Regions from separate parts of the Homo sapiens genome. Here region 1 is linked to region 2. Evidence: chromatin loops called from intact Hi-C (ENCODE). Cell type or tissue: dorsolateral prefrontal cortex. All regions are shown on one strand. Region 1 overlaps POLR2A (RNA polymerase II subunit A). Region 2 overlaps CHRNB1 (cholinergic receptor nicotinic beta 1 subunit).

Region 1 (8,000 bases), 57 kb before region 2:
TTTCTTGAAGAGGTCGGCATTTTAATCGGTAGACTGAGTAAGGTTCTCTTGCACCGCCATAGGTGGGCATTGTCCAATCAAGTGAGGGCTTGGAAAGAACAAAAAGGTAGAGGAAGGGTGAGTCCTCTCCTTGAGCTCAGACATCCAACTTCTCCTGCCTTTGGACCTAGAAGCTCCCAATTCTTGGGTCTTTAGACTCCAGGACTTACACCAGCGCCACCACTGCCACCACTGCCACCACCACCCCACCTCCAGTTCTCAGGCCTTTGGACTCAAGACTGAATTACACCACCAGCTTCCTGGTTCTCCAGATTACAGATGGCAGATTGTGAAACTTCTTGGTCCCTGTAATCGTTTGAGCGAATTCCCATGACAAAACCCCTCATTTTTGCTGTGGGGAAGCTCAAGTAAATAGAAAAAAATATATATGTATATATATAATCACATATAAAAGTAATGTGATTATTAGCACAGGAAGATATATATCTCTCCCAATGGTTCTGCTTCTCTGGAGAACTCCAATATACACACCAAAGCTAAACTGTCAAAAACCAAAGAACCAGAGATAAAAAGAAAATCTTGAAAGCATTTAGAGAAAAATAACACAAGAAATATGATCCCAAAGACTGTGAACTTCTCACTAGAAACTGTGAGGGCCGGAAGATAGGACATCTTAGGGACTTCCCTTTCAGAAGCCCCTCTCCCCCACAAGAGAGCGAGCTGTTCTCTTTTCTCTATCTTTTGCATATTAAACCTCTGCTCCTAAAAAAAAAAAAAAAAGTGCTAAAAACAAAAAATGAATCTGTCACACCAGAATCCTATCTCTAGCAAAGATATTCTTTAGGAATGAAGGCAAAATAGACATTTCTAGATAACAGGCCAGGTGCAGTGGCTCATGCCTGTAATCCCAGCACTTTGGGAGGCCAAAGTGGACAGATCACCTGAAATCAGGAGTTTGAGACCAGCCTGGCCAACACTGTGAAATCCCTTCTCTATTAAAAATACCAAAGTAGCTGGGCATGGTGACGGACATCTGCAATCGCAGCTACTTGGAAGGCTGAGGCAGTGAGAATTGCTTGAACCCAAGAGGCAGAGGTTGTAGTGAGCCGAGACTGCGCCACTGCACTCCAGCCTGGGCAACAGAGCGAGACTGTCTCAAAAAAATAAAATAAAAATAAAAATACCTCAAGTAAATCAGAAATGACTTGCAGAGGATGTAGAACATTGATACCACATTAAGGTGCTAATGAAAGGGGGAAAAATAGCCGGCTAAAACTAGCGTATTACCCCCAAGTCCTTTTACTTCAGCTTCTGTATTACAACATCTATATAATCTTTTCATTCTTGGTTTGAGGCCAAAATCAAAGTACATTTTTGTTCACTTGTTAGTGACTCAAGAAAAGTATAGGAAAAAATACCAAAGAAAGTATGCCTCCTAGTGGTGGGATTATGGGTGATCATTTTTCTCCCTCTGCATTATACTTTTCTACACTTTTCCAAATTATTTATGACAATCAGTAAAACAAGTTAAAAAGCTGTTATGGTCAATATCACCTTAATAGAGGACAAGAGCTGCATCTGTTGTGACTATAACAAACTCAGTACAGAGCAGTGCCTGGCACAGAGCAGGGGCTGTGTGTGGGCTGACTGTAAGGTACCCTCCCATTTTCCTGGTCCCCTCCCCCTAACAGATCAAGCAGCAGCCCAGGCAGGAGGCAGGGGCCTGGGGGTCTCCTGAACCCCAATGAAGCACTCGATGTACATACTTTTGGTCAAAATTAGTAAACTTTATTTAAACTTCAAAAAAATAAAATAACAGACAAAAGGCAGCTTTAGCTTTGTTCTTCCCGAGGATCAGCTGTAACCACTCACAGCAGGAACTACCCCTAAGTTAAAATACCCTTTACCCGCCCCGCATCAAGCCACAGGCAAGGAAGGATCTTCAATTTGGGGACAGGCAGGGGGTGGGTGGGGTAGGAGTGAGAACACCACTGGGCCAGTGAGTTCTAACAGCACAAGTGGAGAACAAGACAAGAGTCTGCATCAGAAACGGGATCCAGAAGTTCACCGGGAGCTCTGCCACAAGGCATTTATGTACAACGGAGCTGGGCTGGGGGTGACGCCCCGTGAGGGAGGCAAGAACTGCACAGCAGCACGGGCAAGCTGCCCTGGGCCCTAGCCCGCTGCCGCACCCCACGTGCCCTCAGTTCTCCTCGTCACTGTCATCCGGGCTGATAGCCGGGCTTGTGAGACTGTAGGTGGGGCTGGTGGGCGAGTAACCAGGGGAAGTGGGAGAGTAGGTTGAGCCTTTGGGGGAGGTGGGCGAGTAGGTGGGGCTGGTGGGCGAGTACTTGGGGGAAGTGGGCGAGTAAGTGGGGCTAGTAGGTGAGTACTTGGGAGAGGTTGGGGTGTAGACTGGAGAGGTTGGGGAATAAGTAGGAGATGTTGGGGAGTATTTTGGGGTGGTGGGTGAATAGGTGGGACTGGTAGGCGAGTACTTGGGAGAGGTGGGTGAATATTTGGGACTGGTAGGTGAGTACTTGGGAGAGGTTGGGGTATACTCTGGGGAGCTGGGACTGTAAGAAGGACTGGTTGGGGTGTACTTGTGGGTGAGGTTGGGCTGTAGCTGGGCGAGCTGGGGCTGTAGCTGGGTGAGCTTGGGGTATAGGTTGGAGACTGTGGTGTGTATCGTGGGCTGGAAGGGGAGTAACTTGGTGAGGTCGGGGAATAGCTGGGTGATGTTGGAGAGTAGCTTGGAGAGGTTGGGCTGTAGTTAGGGCTGGTAGGTGTGTAGTTGGGACTAGTAGGTGAATAGCTGGGTGATGTCGGGCTGTAGCTGGGTGATGTTGGGGTGTAATTGGGACTGGTTGGAGAATAGTTCGGGCTGGTGGGTGAGTAACTTGGGGAAGTGGGTGAGTAGCTGGGGGAGGTGGGTGAATAGCTTGGAGAGGTAGGTGAGTAGCTGGGAGAAGTGGGAGAATAGCTGGGTGAAGTTGGCGAGTAGCTGGGAGATGTCGGCGAGTAGCTGGGAGACGTTGGCGAGTAGCTAGGGGAAGTGGGCGAGTAGCTAGGGGAAGTGGGTGAGTAGCTGGGAGAGGTGGGCGAGTAGCTGGGAGAGGTGGGCGAGTAGCTGGGAGAGGTGGGTGAGTAGCTGGGAGAGGTCGGTGAGTAGCTGGGTGACGTTGGCGAATAGCTGGGTGATGTGGGACTATAGTTGGGACTGGTTGGAGAATAGGATGGAGAGGTAGGGGAGTAGGAGGGTGAAGTGGGGGAATAAGAGGGACTCTGGGGTGTGTAGCCCCCAGGAGAGCGGGGCTCGTAGGCAGGTGACGTTGGCGAGTAGCTGGGAGACATGGCACCACCTGTGGGGAAGCAGCCAACAAAGGAGATGAGCAATGGACAGACTCACCCAGAACTGTGGAGGAAACAAACCTGGCCTGACAGATGGCGACAACTCACCTGGTGAAGGGATGTAGGGGCTTGAGGGACCTGGGGACCCCGGGGAGCCCGGTGTGGGAGACCAGGCAGGGGAGTAACCTGGGCTGAAGCCGCTGGCATCTGACGCAGCACTGGGAGAGAAGCCGGCTGCCCCTGGGGTCATTCCACTCCCTATAGAGTGAGAGAAGCAAGTTAAGGCCAGAGCGGGAGACCAAAGGCCCCCAATTCTCCCTGCCCCACCTTTCACTAGCCCTCTGCGGCCTTCAGAGTTCCAACAATGGCTACCGTTCACGATCCCAGCTTATCCACCTCTGAACCACCTGGAGGGCCCTCTTCCTGGATCAGGTTACTCACCAACACTGGGGGACCAGGCGCCATAGGCAGGGGTTGCACCCTGGTTCCAAGGTGTCATGGCAGGAGAGATTCCACCCATGGGACTGGGTGCTGAACCAAAGAACATGCCGGTGGCTGCAAAGAGGAACACAGGAAATCGTGAGGAGCAAGAACAGCAATCATGGACTGGTGACACCCTTGCACCCATGGCCTGCCCCCCCGCCTCGCCGACGCAAGCAGGTACCGCAGCTGGGGCCTCATACTCACGTCCAGCAGCCCCCAGGCCGGGGATATTGGTGGGGATCTCCATGCCATACTTGCACTTCTCTGCATCAAGCAGGAGGTCAAAGCAGCCAGTGCCGGCCGGAGCCAGCTGGCCCAGCATGATATTCTCAGAGACCCCCTTCATGGGGTCACTCTCACCGTGTGCGGCTGCTTCCATAAGCACGTCCACCTGAACAGAGCAGACCGGCCCCATGAGACCCCTCCACACACAGCACCTGACTGTCCCATCACCACAGCCCAGCTGCCCAAAGTGTGTGCCCTTCTTCTCACACTACTCCCTCCTTCTGCCCTATTCAGAAATTCCACTGTTACCGTTTCCTCAAAGGAACACTTCATGAGTGGTCCTGTGTCCTGGCGGTTGACTCCGTGTCGGGTGATGGCCATCAAGTGGCCACGACAGGTCATGGTATCACACAAGAGAGCCAAGTGTCGGTAATTGACATAGGAGCCATCAAAGGAGATGACGTGGTACAGCTCCCGCTCCAGGGCCTTCCGCACGGCTTCAATGCCCAGCACCTGGCACAGGGGAGGGAAGTGGAGGGGAGGGCCAGGACTGAGCAACTCTGCTCTCTTCCCTGCTTCTGTCGCCACCCAGATCCAGGGAGGGTGTCAGGAGCCAGGATATCCCACACTCAGAAATGGAATCAGGCAGAAAAAGTCCTGAGTGGACAGCACAGAATGAGGGGCCTGAGAGCCAGAGATCCACGAAAGGCAGCTAGGCAGCACACACGGGCTCACCGTGAAGATCTCCACAATGTCATTGGACGTGGTGCGTACGGGGTCCACGTCCTTCTCACTCAGCACCCGCATCAAGCTCACGCCGTCCGTCTCCAGGATCCACTCCTGCAGGGCCTTGAATTCCCCATCCTCCGTGATGATGATCTTCTTCTTGTTGTCTGTCTGTGGCAAGTGCATGTACACCTGTGGGAAGACAGCGTGCTCAGAGTAGGCAGGGAGGGGAGTGTGGGAGTGGGAGGAGGAAGGCGGTGGCAGAGGGGATGGCTGACCTTGCTGATCTGCTCGATGCCCTGCAGGGTCATATCTGTCAGCATGTTGGACTCGATGCAGCGCAGGAAGACATCATCATCCATCTTGTCCACCACCTCTTCCTCCTGCAGTGAGAGTGAGGTCAGCACTTGGCATCCTCTGGTCTCTTCCCCAGCTCTCGCCTCCAACTACAGCCTCTTTGAGGGCCAAACGAGTCAGTCACCAGGCTCTGCCCCTCACAGTTCCAGTGAGACTTTTTTTTTTTTTTTTTTGAGGTGGAGTCTCGCTGTTATCAGCCTGGGCTGGAGTGCAATGCCACGATCTCAGCTCACTGCAACCTCTACCTCCCATGTTCCTGCAATTCTCCAGTGAGACTTTTAATCCTGATTTTACAATATTAAAAGAAGCCTAAGGAAAGGCACCCAAATCCCACCACCCCGTCACAACTTCCACTCTTGTGCAGTCCTGCGCCTAGCGAGAGGCGGGCTCCACGTACATGTCATATCCTCCCAACTGCTGTACCCGAGCACACACCATTCCCTGCTCTGGCACTTCACTGTGTGTTCATCTAGGCTGCTGCTGGCATGACAGTGATCACTTCTAATGGCCATATACTGTATTCCATCAAGACCTATCAATGCTTTTATAACTGTTCTCTGACAGCAGTTCAGCAGTTAGTGAGTTCTTCAGTTTTTTGTTTTTGTTTTTTTAGAGATGGAGTTTCGCTTATTGCCCAGGCTGGAGTGCAATGGTGTGATCTTGCCTCACCACAACCTCTGCCTCCCATGTTCAAGCATTTCTCCTGCCTCAGCCTCCTGAGTAACTGAGATTACAGGCATGCGCCACCACGCCCGGCTCATTTTGTATTTTTAGTAGAGACGGGGTTTCTCCATGTCGGTCAGGCTGGTCTCGAACTCCCGACCTCAGGTAATCTGCCCGCCTTGGCCTCCCAAAGTGCTGGGATTACAAGTGTGAGCCACCATGCCCAGCCTGAGTTCTTCAGTTTTTATTACTAAAGCACCAGGTACCAACATGTGCCAAACAAGTATCTCAGGAGCCATGCCCAGGAGTGAAGTCACTGATCCAGCCTTTTCATGGGTCTTGTTATGGCTGTCACACGACTTCCCCTAGGACATAGCAATGCCTACTGCCCAACCTGCCCCCAAGTCTGGCCCCTGCCTCAGGGGTGGGGCTTGTATTCCCTAAGCAAAGCAAGCTGCAGGAGCCTTGGGGGAGGAGAGCCAAGTGACAGCGTGACAGGGAGGCACTCCTATCTCCTATTTCAACACCACCTGTTTTATCTACTCGGCCGGTGCTGTGGATTTTGAAAATCGTTGCTAATCACCATTCCCTATCCCTAAATTAGGTGGGTATGACTGGCCCCTCAATGTTTTTTTTATTTTTTGAGATAGTTTCACTCTTGTTGCCTCAGCCTCCCAAGTAGCTAGGATTACAGGCACATACCACCATGCCCGGCTAATTTTTATTTTTAGTAGAGACGGGGTTACTCCATGTTGGTCAGGCTGGTCTCGAACTCCTGAGCTCAGGTGATCCACCCGCCTCAGCCTCCCAAAGTGCTGGGATTACAGGCGTGAGCCACCGCGCCTGGCCGCCCCTCAATGTTGATTGCATCTTCTTTTCTTTGGTCTCTAACGTGATTCATGCGTTTTATACATGTGACACGCTGACTTCTAGGACCCCCATTACCTCTTGCATCTTGTTCTCATCGCTGTTCATGATGCGAATACGGAGCACCAGCTTCTCTGCATTGTCATCATTAAAGATGCAGTTCAAGTCGTCACCAAAACCTGGTGGGGTGAGGAGCCATGAGAAAGGCTGCAGCTAAGGGGACTGGCCCCAGCCACTGTCCACTCGCAGCTCTCTCTGAGCAAGGCTCTCTTTTGGCTCCCCGCTCCTCACAGAAACTTTCTTTTCATAGAACCCCCTGGAAAGGGGAAGGGAGAACATTCAGAAGAGAAAGGGAGTGCAGAGGGGACCTGGAGAGTTGGAGGATGCCTCGGAGGGGCGGAACTGGTACATGCATGGGGGTGAGGGTGGGTAGCTCTTTGGGGGCTCAAGTGCGGTGAACACGATAGGTGGTAGCCCAGAGAGCGGGGCTCCTGAGCCAGGCCAGCCCTCCTAGGCTTACCAGCATTGATCTTTTCAGCAATCTGCTCCATGGTGAGCTTCCGGTCAGTCATGTGCTTCCGATCCAGCTCCACCCGCAACAGCCAGGGGGAGATTCGGGCCACATCAAAGTCAGGCATTTCATAGTAGACATTCACCCATTCCTGATCCTCTGCCACCACCGTGCTCTGGGGGTTGGGGTCATAGTAGATGGCTGTGTTGGCAGTCACCTTCCTCAACGTTGTATGCTCCAGACGGCACAGAATATCCTGGGAAGAGACAGAAGTCCATGACACAGGGAACTGAGTAGCTCTAAACGTCTCTTCTAACCCTCCTTATCAAGGGAATCCAAAACCCTTTATTCAAGGGGAAAAGTTCTCCTTTTTTTTCTTTTTTTCTTTCAGATGGAATCTCGCTCTTGTTGCCCAGGCTGGAGTGCAGTGGCACAATCTCGGCTCACTGCAACCTCTGCCCCCCAGGTTCAAGCGATTCTCCTGTCTCAGCCCCAACTAGCAGCTGGGATTACAGGCACACACGACCATGCCCGGCTAATTTTTCTATTTTTAGTAGAGATGGGGTTTCACCACCTTGGCCAGGTTAGTCTTGAACTCCTGACCTCAGGTGATCCACCTGCCTTGGCCTCCCAAAGTGCTGGGATTACAGACATGAGCCACCATACCCAGTTGAGTTCTCCTTCTTTTCTTCCGGCCAAAAAGCCCAGCAGTCCTGATCCCTACCTTGGCTCTCTCAGCATCTCGAGCGGACTGGCCCAACAGGAAGACAGTAAGCGAAGGAGTCTTTGGCTTCTTGGAAATGTTGATGAGCTCCTT
Region 2 (8,000 bases):
TAAACCAACAAGACAAATGAACTGTGCTCCACAGTGGGATGCCAGGTGCAATTATTTGCGTGGCTGGTGGGTCTGGGGGAAAGGAACATGCTAACTTTGTCCCACAAGGATCCCTGTGAGTTGTGGCCCAATGCTCCCTGTTTGGACGCAACTTCCAGCAGTTGAGTAGTTGAGTGAGGGCTTGTTGACTGTAGGCTCAAGCTGACTTTGGCCCAACATCCAGCCAGAAATATTAACAGTCTAGTTCATACAACCTGCTGGGCGCGAGATCTCTATGTCCAAAATGGCCCTGCCTTAAACCAGGTCTAACCTTCCTTCCAAATTGAAAGAAAACTGAGGCATAAAATGTGTGATGGCCATAAGAGACACAACCTTTCTTTTTCCACTTGTGGCTTCCCCATTGGCTTCAATTCGTTGCCCCCTGTATCTTTTCTAGTGTTACGGAGGGATGGGCAGGTAAACTAAGTGACGTGGGTCAGGTTTACAGGGGCTTTGAGGAATTATGGTATGAATAACTTGACCAGAGTGGCAGCCACTAAGCTCTACACAAGTTGTTGCCAACAGGGGAATCAGGCCTGGTGTTACTATAGTTTTTTGTTGTTGTTGTTGTTTGAGATGGAGTTTCGCTCTTGTTGCCCAGGCTGGAGTGCAGTGGCACGATCTTGGCTCGCTGCAACCTCCACCTCCCAGGTTCAAGCGATTCTCCTGCCTCAGGCTCCTGAGTAGCTGGGATTACAGGTGCACGCCACCACATCCAGCTAATTTTTGTATTTTTAGTAGAGACGGGGTTTCAGCATGTTGGTCAGGCTGGTTTCGAACTCCTGACTTCGTGATCTGCCTGCTTCAGCCTCCCAAAGTGCTGGGATTACAGGCATAAACCACCACGCCCGGACTACTATAGTTTTTAAAATTATCTTTGAGGCTGGGTGTGATGGCTCATACCTGTAATCCCAGCATTTTGGGAGGCCAAGGCAGGTGGATCACTTGAGCTCAGAAGTTCAAGACCAGCCTGGGCAACATAGTGAGACCCTGTCTCTATAGTTTTTTTTTAAATAAGATTATTTTCAAGAGAAGCCAGGAAGCCAAATTTCTCATGAAATATCCACATTTTAAAAGCAGTGAACTAGTAGCCAGGCGTGATGGCTCACGCCTGTAATCCCAGCACTTTGGGAGGCCGAGGCGGGCAGATCACGAGGTCAGGAGTTCTAGACCAGCCTGGCCAACATAGTGAAACCCCATCTCTACTAAAAGTACAAAAATTAGCTGGGCATGGTGGTGTGGGTCTGCAGTCCCAGGTACTCAGGAGGCTGAGCCAGGAGAATCACTTGAACCCGGGAGGCAGAGGTTGTGGTGAGCCGAGGTCCCGCCACTGCACTCCAGCCTGGGCAACACAGCGAGACTCTGTCTTGAAAAAAAATAAAAAATAAAAGTAGTGAACTAGTTCAAATTTAAAACTGTGCAGGCCAAACAAAAAACACACCGTTGCAACCTCTGATACATATCGCATAGTGCTTTTTTCCCATCTCCTGTGATCCCCAGACAATCCTATAGGGCATATGCTATCATTAGTTTCATTTTACAGATGTCGAAACAAGTACAGAGCAAGCTAGTGGCTTGTGTGAGCACCAAGGTTGGAACTTGAATGAAGGCCTTCAAAACGCTTGTTTTTTCTCATTACCAATGCATGCTTGTAGAAATAACTTTTTTTAATCCCAGAGATAGTACACATTACAAAACATAATAAATTACAGAAAGGTAAAAAGAAAACGACCACAAGACCCAACATGCAAACAATAAGCACTACTTTATTTCTATTTTTATTTTTTTAGAGACAGGGTCTCACTATGTTGCCCAGGCTGGTCTCAAACTGTGGGTTTCAAGTAATCCTCCCACCTCAGCCTCCTAAGTCACTGGGATTACTGGCCTGAGCGACCATGCCCAGCTTATAAACATTATTAATTGCTGTATTTACTTCCGGAAATTTCTTTCCCCTATTCAACAAATGTTAAGCACTTACTATAGGTCAGCACCTGTGCGTGGCACTGGGCATGCTGCAGTGAACAAGACACTTTTTTTTTTTTGAGATGGAGTTTCGCTCTTGTTGCCCAGGCTGGAGTGCAATGGCGTGATCTTGACTCACTGCAACCTCTGCCTCCCGGGTTCGAGTGATTCTCCTGCCTCAGCCTCCCTAGTAGCTGGGATTACAGGCATGTACCACCACACCTGGCTAATTTTGTATTTTTAGTAGAGACAGGGTTTCTCCATGTTGGTCGGGCTGGTCTCAAACTCCCGACCTCAGGTGATCCGCCCGCCTTGGCCTCCCAAAGTGCTGGGATTACAGGCGTGAGCCACCGCGCCCGGCCAAGTCACATTTCTTGACCTCATAAGGCTTATAATCTAGTTCCTGTTCTGTGTTCTATTTCACTGGCGACCTAGGTGTTGATACCCAAAAGAGCTTCTTCAAGATCCCAAAGAGTAAATCAGATGATACTGCATTTCAGGTGGGTCCAAGACACCTGCCTACCCAGCCCTCAGTCCAATGCAGTCCCCAGAAACGAAATAAGAGGCCCAGATTCCTCGTGAAGGAGTTAAGAGGCAGAGAAGGATAGGGCTTGACAGTATCACCAAACTCTCACTTCAACTGGCAGGGGGCCTGGGTCTCAACCCTCCAGTCTTCAAGGAAAGGGGTCTGGAGGGGGCAAGTGGTACGTGGCGTCCAGGAAGATGACTAGGGTCCCAACGCTGGTGAAGATGATGAAAGTCCACAGGAAGAGGCGGTCCACTACCATGGCCACAAACTGCCAGTCCTCCTTCAGCTGTGGGTAGGCAAAGGAAACTTCCTGAGCTCTGGGCCCAGACCCCCAGGGAAACCCCCCCATTTCCCCGCCCGCTACCCGCTTGAGTCCTCCTACCACTGGTTTGAGGCAACAGCCGGCAGCGCCAACAGGAGAGCGAGACTGCAGGCAATGCATGGGCATAAAGAACCAGTAGGTAAGCAGGGGGTGGGACCAAATGAGGGAGAGGTCCAATCAGAAACGAAAGCGAGGCCGGGCGCGGTGGCTCACGCCTGTAATCCCAGCACTTTGGGAGGCCGAAGCGAGCGGATCACCTGAGGTCAGGAGTTTCAGACCAGCCTGGCCAACATGGTGAAGCCACGTCTCTACTAAAAATACAAAAATTAGCCAGGCGTGGTGGCGCGCCCCTGTCGTCCCAGCTACTCGGCAGGCTGAGGCAGGACAATCGCTTGAACCCGTAGGCGGAGGTTGCAGTGAGCCGAGATCGAGCCACTGCACTCCAGCCTGGGCGACAGAGCGAGACTCTGTCTCAAAAAAAAAAAAAAAAAAAAAAAGCCAAAAAAAAACCACACAAAAAAAACGAAAGCGAGTGCTGGTGCGGAATTTGGGGGTGGGGCCAAGGTCGCCTAGACCTGGCCTTGTTCCACCCCCGTTGGACATACCGCATCGTGGTCCTCCTGTTCCTGCAGCTGTCGAGCGATGTAGCTGATAGAGGAGACGACCTCCCGTAGCTCCGGAAGCAGGGCCACAGCCCGGTTTGGACCATCGATAAATCGCCGCAGATCAGGGGCAGACAGTTCAGGCTGGAACCTGGAAGAGGAGTGACTGGCCACGCCCAAACGCAAAGACAGCCAGTGCCGGCGACCCAGGCCCCGCTCCAGCTGCCTCCAACAACTTGCCAGTTCTCAAAACCCGAGAGCCCATCATGCTTTTCCCTCCAGCAGTGATCTCTCTAGCCTTGTGCAACTTCTTCCACCGCCTCTGTTTTAGTTCCCACCTCCCCTCAAAGTGAGCAGCAGGAGTACTACAACTCCCATGATGCTCAACCACAGCGTCTTCCGAGAGCATGGGCCGCTTCTTCCGCACACTCTTCTGGGAACTGTAGTTCTCCCTCTCCCTCTTATGTGGGTAACGGGCGTAGTCCTACCTATTGGGTTTGGGGAAGAGAAAATCACTTGGCGGCTTCCGGATGAAATATTCATCTGTTCCCCGACCCCAGCCACTTCCTGGAGAAGAACAGTGAGGGGGCTCCGGCATCAGGTCTCTCTCGGGTTTGGGCCTTTTTAGACGCAGGTACAGCGGAAGTTTGTGAATGAAGATCTGCAGAGTAGAAGAGGCGTATTGGTGGGGGCTTTCATGCTTTCAGACCAGAAGGGAAACAGCCAACCACCCCACTCCACATGCCCATTCCCGCGCGTGAGTATGTGCGTGCATATTCTTCCACAAACGAGCTACACAAGGAAATGCAGCCACACAGACCTAAGAGCTCTTTAGTGGGTTGGGCCTGTCGCGGTGGCTCACGCCTGTAATCGCAGCACTTTGGGAAGCCAAGGCAGGTGGATCACCTGAGGTCAGGAGTTCAAGACCAGCCTGGCCAACATGGTGAAACCCTCTCTCTACTAAAAATACAAAAATTAGCTGGGCGTGGTGGCGGGTGCCTGTAATCCCAGCTACTTGGGAGGCTCAGGCAGGAGAATCGCTGGAACCTGGGAGGTGAAGGTTGCAGTGAGCTGAGATTGTGCCATTGCACTCCAGCCTGGCCACAAGAACAAAACTCCATCTCAAAAAAAAAAAAAAAAAAAAAAAAAAGCTATTTAGTGGGTTGGGAGGTATCCCAACTGGAAAGAGAGGGCTTCCAATCTGATAGTACCTAACCCTAAGAATATTTCCCTGGGACCCGAGATGGGCAGTATTGATGAAGAGAGTATGGGATCTGTGAAATGATAATGATGGGGGCTAGCTTAACTGTGCAACATTTCAACACTCAACAAGCTTGGACACTTCAACACTCTGCCACATAGCTATAGTTCTCCCTATGGTCTGTAAAAGGAAAATTGGGGTTGGAGGAGGAGATCTTTCTTACCTGACGGACCCAAAGGGGCATTTGGTGGGTGTGGGGTGAGCGGTGGTGCAGGTTGAGAACCACGACACTAAGGATGACTGAGAAGGTGACGAGGACCATGGTAAACATGAGGTACTTGATAATAATGGGTACTGATAGTGAGGTCTCAGGTACTTTGTCAGCCAGCAGCAGCAGGAACACAGTAAGGGTCAGCAGGGCAAAGATTGAGAGCCCCATCTTCTCTCCTTGGAGGGCAGAGGGGAAGAGAGAAGGATTAGACTTGCCTGAAGGAAAGCTCTATGGCATAATCAGTGACCATGTTTCCAGGCCATTCAAAGACAGATTTCTACAGCCAGGCACAGTGGTTCACACCTGTAGTCCTGGCACTTTGGGAGGCCAAGGTGGGAGGATTGCTTGAGCCCAGGAGTTTCAGACCAGCCTGAGCAACATAGGGAGACCTCTTTTCTACAAAAACAAATTTGAGGCTGGGTCTTGCTCTGTCACCCAGGCTGGAGTGCAGTGGCATGATAATGGCTCATTGAAACCTCCACTTCCCAGGCTCAAGTGGTCTTCCCACCTCGGCCTCCTGAGTAGCTGGGACTACAGGTGCACGCCACCATGCCCAGCTAATTTTTGTACTTTTTGTAGAGACAGGATTTCACCATGTTACCCAGGCTGGTCTCAAACTCCTGAGCTCAAGTGATCCACCCACCTTGGCCTCCCAAACTGTTGGGATTACAGGCGTGAGCCACTTTGCCCAACCTCTACAAAAAGAAAAAAAAAAAAATTAGCCAGGCACAATGGCGCATGCTTGTGGTCCCAACTATTTGAGAGGCTGAGTTGGGAGGACTGCTTGAGTGTGGAAGATGGAGGCTGCAGTGAGCTGTGATGGCACCACTGCCTTCCAGCCTGAGCAACAGAGCAAAACTCCATCATAAAAAAAAAAAAAAAAAAAAAAAGACAGGCTTTTGGAAGGGCCATCTGCATGTAAATCATTCCTACATTTGTATGTCCACCCTGGACTTCTCCCCTGAATGCCAGATATATATCCATCTGCCTACTCAACCTCTCTTGGATAGTTGGATGTCTAATAAATATTTCAAGCTTAACATGTCCAAAACTGAGCCGGGTACAGTGGCTCACACCCGTAATCCCAGCACTTTGCGAGGCCGAGGCAGGCGAATCACCTGAGGTCAGGGGTTCGAGACCAGCCTGGCCAACATAGTGAAACCCCATCTCTACTAAAAATACAAAAAATTAGCTGGGCATGGTGGTGGGTGCCTGTAGTCCCAGCTACTAGGGAGGCTGAGGCAGGAGAATCACTCGAACCCAGGAGGCAGAGGTTGCAGTGAGTCGAGATCGTGCCATTGCACTCCAGCCTGGGCATCAAGAGCAAAACTCCATCTCAAAAAACAAAAGCAGAAACAAAATAAAACAAAATGTCCAAAACTAAATTATCTTACTACCAAAGCTACTCCTCTGATAGTCTTCCCTATCTCTTATGTATTTATTTATTTTTAGACAGACTCTCACTCTGTCACCCAGGCTGGAGTTTAGTGGCGTGATTGCAGCTCACTGCAACCTCTGCCTCTTGGGTTCAAGCAGTTCTCCTGTCTTAGCCTCCCGAGCAGCTGGGATTACAGGTGCATGGCACCACACTTGGCTAACTTTTTGTATTTTTAGTAGAGACAGGGTTTCACCATGTTGGCCAGGCTGGTCTTGAACTCCTGACCTTAAGGGATCTGCCCACCTTAGCCTCCCAAAGTGCTGGGATTACAGGCGTGAGCCACCACGCCTGGCCTATACCTACGTTTAATTGCATGCAGATTAAGCAACGGATTAGGCAGAAATTTCTAGGGAAAGGGCAGTAACTTCTGTGTCATCAGGTGATTGCCAAAGGGGTGGTAACTCCCAGGTGTTTCCATGGCAATGGTAAACTGACATGGCACACTCGTGAGTATGTCTTATGGAAAGCTGCATCTGCCCTGTTCCTGTTCTAGCTGGTCCTCAATTTGGTCTGGAGTCGAGTCCCACCTCCTACATCACCACCTTGCTCTAAAGCACATTACCTTAGGTCTGAATTATTGTAAAGCCCTCCTAACTGGTCTCTTTGCTCCATCCTTTTCTCCCATGCTGACTGTTCTCAACCGAGCAGCCAGACTGATTTTGTTAAAATATAAATCAAGCTGGGTGCGGTGGCTCATGCCTGTAATCCTAGCATTTTGGGAGGCTGAGGCGGTCAGATCACCTGAGGTCAGAAGTTCGAGACCAGCCTGGCCAACATAGCGAAACCCCATCTCTACTTAAATTACAAAAAATTTAGCTGGGCATCGTGGTGTGTGACTGGAATCCCAGCTACTCGGGAGGCTGAGGCAGAATAATCGCTTGAACCCGGGAGGCGGAGGTTGCAGTGAGCCAAGATCGTGCCACTGCACTCCAGCCTGGGTGACAGACAGGGACTGTATCTAAAAAAAAAAAAAAAAAGAAAAAGGAAAGAAAGAAATAGAATCAGATCATATTATTCCTCTTTCCAGAACCTTCCAGTGGCTCCCCCTCTCCTGCATGAAAGCAGGGGTTGAGGGGGCTTCCAGGGCTGGGGTGGCCCTCTAGGACAGCCTGGTGTGGGTGGCGGCGGGGCTGTGGCCTCAGTGGCCCTGACTGCTGAGCATGTAGCTGAGCTTGCTGGAGTGAGGACGTCCTTGGGTGGGGGCATGGAGGACGGGCCCTGGAAGCTGCTCCAGGCCCTGGAGGGCCCAAGATTAAACAGCACCTGGCAAGAGAACCTTGCATAGCTGTCTCCAGGTTGGACAGGTGGGGCTTCAGGCCTGGAGATAAGGGCACACCAGGCCATGGTGTCCTGGACCAGAGAGCCCTGGACACCTGGGCTGCACCTGGCAGAGCTGTGCATGTGGCCTTCCTGGGCTCTTGGTGGCCGAAAGACCAACGTTAAAAAACATAACAGGCTGGGCGGGGTGGCTTACACCTGTAATCCCAGCACTGTGGGAGGCCAAGGCGGGTGGATCATTTTAGGTCAGGAGTTTGAGACTAGCCTGGCCAACATGGAGAAATCCCATCTCTACTAAAAATAGAAAAATTACTCAGGCATGGTGGCTCATGTCTGTAATCCCGGCTACCGGGGAGGG

The links. Peaks named below come from ENCODE experiments on the same cell type or tissue, not always from the same donor. Only the 100,000 strongest peaks of a DNase experiment are listed, where the experiment ranks them.
Region 1: a loop joins it to region 2, with 6 times the contacts of the local background. A loop is called at or near these places in 2 of 110 quality-filtered maps.

Annotation. Positions count from the first base shown.
Region 1 is chr17:7,508,383-7,516,382 of GRCh38, reverse strand. POLR2A (RNA polymerase II subunit A) reads right to left here. Exons shown (of 30, transcript NM_000937.5): 20 at 7,908-8,000; 21 at 7,193-7,439; 22 at 6,751-6,851; 23 at 5,064-5,168; 24 at 4,795-4,977; 25 at 4,369-4,572; 26 at 4,039-4,225; 27 at 3,793-3,906; 28 at 3,460-3,609; 29 at 2,607-3,362; 30 at 1,767-2,604. The coding sequence ends at 2,204. Among named protein-coding and RNA genes, the nearest start is that of POLR2A, 28 kb to the right of the region's middle. RefSeq lists an enhancer at 3,917-5,116. In dorsolateral prefrontal cortex, CTCF peaks have their summits at 1,214 and 1,427 (motif pointing left); a DNase peak (open chromatin) is centred at 4,096; H3K27ac peaks cover 1,483 bases.
Region 2 is chr17:7,451,399-7,459,398 of GRCh38, reverse strand. CHRNB1 (cholinergic receptor nicotinic beta 1 subunit) reads right to left here. Exons shown (of 11, transcript NM_000747.3): 8 at 4,879-5,102; 9 at 3,943-4,115; 10 at 3,458-3,605; 11 at 1,689-2,816. The coding sequence ends at 2,676. ZBTB4 (zinc finger and BTB domain containing 4) reads left to right here. Exons shown (of 4, transcript NM_001128833.2): 4 at 1-21. Among named protein-coding and RNA genes, the nearest start is that of CHRNB1, 10 kb to the right of the region's middle. RefSeq lists enhancers at 3,360-3,519, 3,600-3,679, 3,207-3,708. In dorsolateral prefrontal cortex, no CTCF peak of the experiment used is centred here; DNase peaks (open chromatin) are centred at 3,018 and 3,848; H3K4me3 peaks cover 1,881 bases; H3K27ac peaks cover 2,156 bases.